Linked DNA regions of Homo sapiens: region 1 is linked to region 2. Evidence: chromatin contacts called from ENCODE Hi-C or POLR2A ChIA-PET data. All regions are on one chromosome and are shown on one strand. Each heading gives the region's core, a stretch centred on a gene start or an enhancer-like site at or near the end of the contact. The rest is flanking DNA. Distances are from core to core; before and after follow the strand shown.

Evidence for each region. Hi-C counts contacts between places; a loop is a spot of excess contacts on that map. ChIA-PET counts read pairs that join two places held with the same protein, here RNA polymerase II (POLR2A). Pooled maps may share reads with other maps.
Region 1: a loop to region 2 is called in a pooled map, with 4 times the contacts of the local background. The contact joins two enhancer-like sites. A Hi-C loop is called at or near these places in 1 of 168 maps with a recorded cell type or tissue (B cell), 27 of 37 single-sample maps with no recorded cell type and 12 of 50 pooled maps. POLR2A ChIA-PET finds 5 or more read pairs at or near these places in 2 of 52 experiments (PC-9 and activated CD4-positive, alpha-beta T cell).

The regions. Positions count from the first base shown.
Region 1 is chr7:55,064,331-55,067,164 of GRCh38, reverse strand. The region is part of intron 1 of EGFR (epidermal growth factor receptor); the gene reads right to left. Among named protein-coding and RNA genes, the nearest start is that of EGFR, 47 kb to the right of the region's middle. RefSeq lists an enhancer at 1-253. Within about 2 kb of position 1,509, at least 20 of the 41 ENCODE cell types and tissues checked have a DNase peak (open chromatin) inside an H3K27ac peak, as active enhancers do; they include PC-9, where a contact is called at or near this core.
Region 2 is chr7:55,545,716-55,548,584 of GRCh38, reverse strand. All of the region lies in intron 1 of VOPP1 (VOPP1 WW domain binding protein), which reads left to right. Among named protein-coding and RNA genes, the nearest start is that of VOPP1, 25 kb to the left of the region's middle. RefSeq lists enhancers at 106-155, 2,496-2,655. Within about 2 kb of position 1,569, at least 17 of the 41 ENCODE cell types and tissues checked have a DNase peak (open chromatin) inside an H3K27ac peak, as active enhancers do; they include PC-9, where a contact is called at or near this core.

The DNA of each region.
Region 1 (2,834 bases), core at 260-2,759, 480 kb after region 2:
TGTGCTCACGCAGGTGCAGCCCAATGGTTTTCTGAAACTGCGCCCTACCTCCCTCACCCTGACAGCAGTGCTGCAGGAGAGATGTCACTGTCCCACCAGGCAGGTGAGGAGCCGAGGATGCAGGACTGGCCTAGGTCACCTGGCCAGCCACTGCATGGTGGGGCTGAGGCATAAACCAATGGCAAGGACGCCTGCCTCCCAAGTGACCAGCTCAGCATCCAGTTCTGTAATTCCATGTCTCTGTGGATGCATGGTTTACTTTTACGTTTTGGAATATCTATATGAAATCATGGGTTTTTATGTAGCTGTATCATTGTCAAGCTTGAGAAATGCACACATCAAAGACTTTGTTCCCGTCTATCTCAGAGGAGGAGAAGCTAGGCAGCTGACCTCAGGGAGCAGCCAGAGGCTTGACCTGAGGAGCCTCTTGCTTACTTGTGAATCCACAGCACCCCTGGTGACAAAAGAGAACCTGCGTGAACCCCACCCCACCCCAGCACGGTGGAAGGAATTCAGCTGACTTTCACAATAGCAACCAAAGCTTTTGAACTGCCCTTTTTGTAACCAAGCAAACCAAACTCGACAGTGAAAAGAGATGCCTCTGTGATGTGCGAAAGATAATTCGTTACAGTGAGTTAGAAACTGATTTGCTTACAGAAATTTTGGTTTTATATTTGATTTACTTGTGTGCCGCAGGCTGACGGTAGCCCTGGCCGGAGGAATTCGAGGCTACAACCCAAGCTCCCTTGCCCTGTCGCCTCTGCTTGCACCAGCTCCCGGGGAACATTTCACACCAAATATTTCTTTGTATTTAAAAAAGGACTGTAAATGTCTGAAAATAATAGCTGGCACGACAGTGCCTCATTAGTTATCAAATGCCACACTATTATGACCACGGTATTAATTTTTTAGTTTTCACTTACTGGATTTTTTAAAAATGTAGGCTGTAGTTTTCAGAAATGTCAACTGCCAGAACACCCCCTGCTGACAGGGAAAGAGGCTTTGCAAACATGGGAGGAAAGGACGCAAGAGGGGAGTGCGGCTGTCCTGTGCAGGGGACTCTGTCACACACCACGAACGCCTCAGTCAGACACCTCCTCTGCATGGTACTTTCATCACGTAGTCACTGCGAGGAAAAACTGTGCTAGAAACAACATGCAGCTTTTTGGAAAAGTTTATCTTTGTCAGGATACATAATAGGGCCAGGCTTCAGGAGGCCTTCTCCAGGGTTCTAAAGGAAGGCAAGAGCGAAAGGAATGCAGCCGTAGAGAATAGTTTTGGAATGACAGAGGCCATATGACTCAGCTTCACTTGGCAAAAAAAAAAAAAAAAAAGCCACTTAGTCACTTACTATGTTGTCCCCTTCCCCTTGCCTTCAGCTCTGCCATGCATGTCAAAAGCATGTTAGTGAAGAGGGAAAGTAAAATGGCCACTTTTCTCTGGGGAAACACAGCCATGTCCCTAATTCCCCCAACACCTTCTGGGGACGCTTGAACTCATCGCTGGTTGAATTCACAGCCATAGCTAACATGTTTACAACATGATTCACTGTGTCATGATCTCAAGCCATTTCTTATTCCTTCTGCAACCAGAACCTTTTAATAAATACTCTTGAAAATGGGAAACTGGCTGTCAGTTTTTAGTGACTTTCCAGCTCTTGCTTTATATTTTTAATCTTAAAATAAAACTGATCTTTTTAAAGACACAAATGTGTTAGTAGCCACCCAGATACTTCTAGTGAGTAAATTACTCTTCTGGAATAACAAATTAGAGGCTTTTGAAAGTGCATTAACCCTTTAGACTCACCCTGCGCAGCTCACTTGTGCAGGGAGTTTCCACACAGCGCATGAGTCACCAGCAAAGCTTACTCCTCGTCCACCCCTCTCCTCCCTAGGGAGTAATTTCCTTAGAACATCTCAGTGTTTATGCATTAAAGGCCCAGAATGCAGCAGGAATCTCCAGTAACACTAAGAAATTCCAGAGTTGCACATCTGAGGAAGTGGGGAGGAATCTTCATCTGGCTCTCCCAGTATTAAGCGAGCAATCATCAAAAGTGTCACTTTTCAGATAACTTGAGTTGACTTCTGGAAGCTTCGAGAATGCTTTTTGAGATGCTTTTCAATACATGCCTCTAAAAAATTCACTATAGTGTGCCTTCTGATTTTATTATATTTGGTTTGTGGTATGGTGAGTGGCAGACCTCTTCCAGGAGGACGCAGTGTTGTCACCTTGACCAGGAAATGCAGGGACATGCCCATCTCTTGGGCTATTGGTATATGTGGCAGGTTATTTGCTAAAACAGAAATGATGGAGCCAGTAGGTTTGTGTCTACTTACCATTCTTTTATTCCCTGATTTTCCTTTGTTTTAGACTTTGAAATGGCAATTTCTAAAATTCAGAAGGCTAAGATCAATGAGAAAATCCATCCTTGTATTGTTAAGAAGCCTTTATCTTGTTATATAATGGTTTCACTATCTTTTCTTGGGGCTGTCATAATCCTTTGTGGAAATACAAGAGCTTCTGGTTTCTAATTAGGTTTAAACCGTATCTAAATTAAGAGTAAATGCGCACTGACTGAGAGTTTGAAGAACCAAAGAGAAAAAAGAAGTGCATAAATGTCAGTGGAATCACTTTACAATCTCTGTTTGGTTTGCATGAATGGGTGTTTGTGTGTGTATTTCAAAAGTGGGGAAAATGGACTCTGAAACAGTAAAGGATCCTTTCTGGATGTCTGGATACTAACATATTCTCCTTAACAAGGCAACACAAGCTGCTCTGAGAACAACAGCCAATTCTGGATAAGTGAAATTGCAATGAGTACTCCATTAAATTAT
Region 2 (2,869 bases), core at 320-2,819:
GACAGCATGTTTGGGAGTGTGGGACTCATCTGAATGCTAAGTAAGGAGTAGCTTTGCCTCTCATGGAACGAATGCAGGTCCCTGTAAGTGAGGACAGATATGCATCCCAGCTCTAATGTGAGAAAACAGGAAGGTAAGCCAGGGATCCCCCGGGGTATCCCCGAGTCCGGAGGGGCAGAGGGCGGAGCCTCTGAGGACCAGGCGGTCAGCCACTGCTCTTCTCAAATTAGTCATTGGGGTCTGCTGGGAGGAGGGGAAGACACAGGCAGCATAAACCTGGCAGATCTTCCTGGAGCCCCCATTTTACTTGACATGTTTAGGGGTTGGGGGTTAAAGGCAACCTTTTAATTGATAATTGAAAACATTATGTGTGAAATTTAATGCAAATATATAATGGAGTAGAATACAACATGTGTAAACGAAATAGAATGCAAGGGCGTGAACTTCTAAGGTAAAGCTTGGGATGTCAGACAAATTTTGCATCCCACTGAGTGTCATTTAAGACCACATCTCCATTCACCTGCCTCCCATTCCCAGAATCTGCGGTCACGGTCTTAGGTGGCTGTCGGGGTATTTTGGTGGAAATTTTTAGAAAGCCCTTGGAGGGGAATCAAACAGGTGACTGAAACTGCTGGTGTGCTTTTAAGAGAAGTTGGAAGAAGAGACATTCTCTGTGCACAGGGTAGTAAATGCACATGCCTGCAGGCTCAGGGCACAGCCTGCCCAGCCACATCTACTAGGGAGTGATGGGAAGTGTGGTAAAATGGAAAAGATCTTGCTGTGTGAAAGATATGGCGGGGAAGAGGGAACCAGGCACCACTCAGGTCTAGCTGATGGTTAATGAGTCTTTGGATTTTTCAGGAAAAATTGAATATCTAGATTTTGTGTAAAGTTTCTTTATCTCAAAGCTATCATGGGCCAAACAAAACATGTCTATTGGTAGCTAGTAGGAGACGATCATTCCCAACTCAACTGGTTTGTTAGTCAAGTAAAGGGTTGCATGATGGGCATACTTAGTTCCGTGCTCCAGAGCTCTCTGTAAAGGTGTATTCCTGTTGTTTCTCAAGTTTACATGAGGTTCTGTAACTCCCAAAAAGTTGGCAAGGTTTATTGGTATGCAGAGGCTTACGTTTAAATTAAAGATTCCTGTACTTACATGTCACTGTTAATTAGCCCAAATTTCACTCCCAGCCTTGGTGTGCGTATGGCATCAACCTTAGAAAGCCTTGGAGCCCACCTTGCCTGCCACTCTTCCTATTCATTTCTACATGAATGCATGTAGCCCCAGGGGGAAGGTAGCCTCAGTCCTGTTGGGGTCCTGTTATCTGTGGAACCCCTGGAGCCCCTTTGTCCCCCGTCCCCAGCCTCAGAGGTGGGACAGGGTTGGATCTGGATGTTAGCTGGCATTAGGTGAGAACAGTGGAATCAAGACCCAACCCACCACTCCCTCCTACAGCTCTGTCGGCTTCTCCCAAGTCTTAACAGCTGACCTGGGGCTGCTAAAATCCAGGTCAGAGGGATTACAAATTGCATGGCCTTCTGCCAGTCTGGGCGGTTGGCAGAATGTGGGTCGAGAGAGCTGTGTTGCTGAGTCATCTCTGCTCTGACTCGCTCATCAGTGAAATGAAGGCTGTCCTTCTCCATGTTCAGGGGCACTGGGGACAAGGCCTGTAGCTCCCATTTGTGGAGGTGCTTCCTGTTGGTTTTAGGATGCAGACCTGATCCCATGGCTTAGCCTCCCAGGCTCTGCATGGCCTGAGCTCTCGGCCTGCTGGCCTCTGCTCCATCGCCCCTCCCTTTGGGCTCTGTGCTTCAAAGCTGGAGCCTTAATTCAGGGGTGGTGGTGGTCGTGGTGGTATCACTTATTTCTTGGCGGGGGAGCACAATATATTTGTATATTTTTTAAATCAACTTTTAATTTTGGAATAAGTTTAGATTTATAGAAAATTTGCAAAGCACATTTGCAGAGCAAATACAGAGTTGCTGTATAACCCAGTTTCCACTAATTTAATAACTTACATTGCCATGCTGCATTTGCCTAAAAAGGAAACCAACATTGGTATATTGCTATTAATTAAAATTGCTTTATTTGGATCTCTCCAGTTTTTCCATTAATGTCCCTTTTTCTGTTGGGAGATTCAGTTCATCATGGCGTATTGATTTAGGCTCATTTCAGTTTTGCCAAAACTTCTTGCATCCTACCACCTCACGGTCCATAGAGCATATAATTCCGCCTTTCCCTTAAGTGTTCTCTTTGTACAACTATTCTCAACTTAGTGAGCTACCTGGGAATTATATCTTCATTCATGGGTCAGATCCTGTCTACATCTCCCTCGACTGTCTTGTAACTCAGGAGATGGCACCACCTGTGCCCTCCTCATGACTGAGTCCTTGTCTTCTAGCACAGGCCAGAGCTGTGGAGTGCTTAGTGAGTATCTGTGAGCTGATTGAACAGCTGGGCTTAGTAAATCCTTCCGTTTTTTCACTTTTTCTTTTCTTTATTTTATTTTTTTTAATTGAGACAGGGTCTCATTCTGTCACCCAGACTGGAGTGCAGTGGTGCAATCACGGCTCATCGCAACCTTGACCTCTCAGGCTCAGGTGGTCCTCCCACCTCAGCTTCCTGAATAGCTGGTATTACAGGCATGTGCCACCATGCTAATTTTTGTATTTTTTTTTGTAGAGTTGGGGTCTTGCTGTGTGGCCCGGGCTGGTCTCAAACTCCTGGGCTCAAGGGATCCGCCTACCTCAGCCTCCCAGAGTGCTGGTGTGAGTCACTGCACCCAGCCAAATCATTCCTTTTTAAACACAAGAGCTGCAGCTCTCCACAAATGACAGATCTGTGAGCTTCCATGGGGCTTGCCAGACA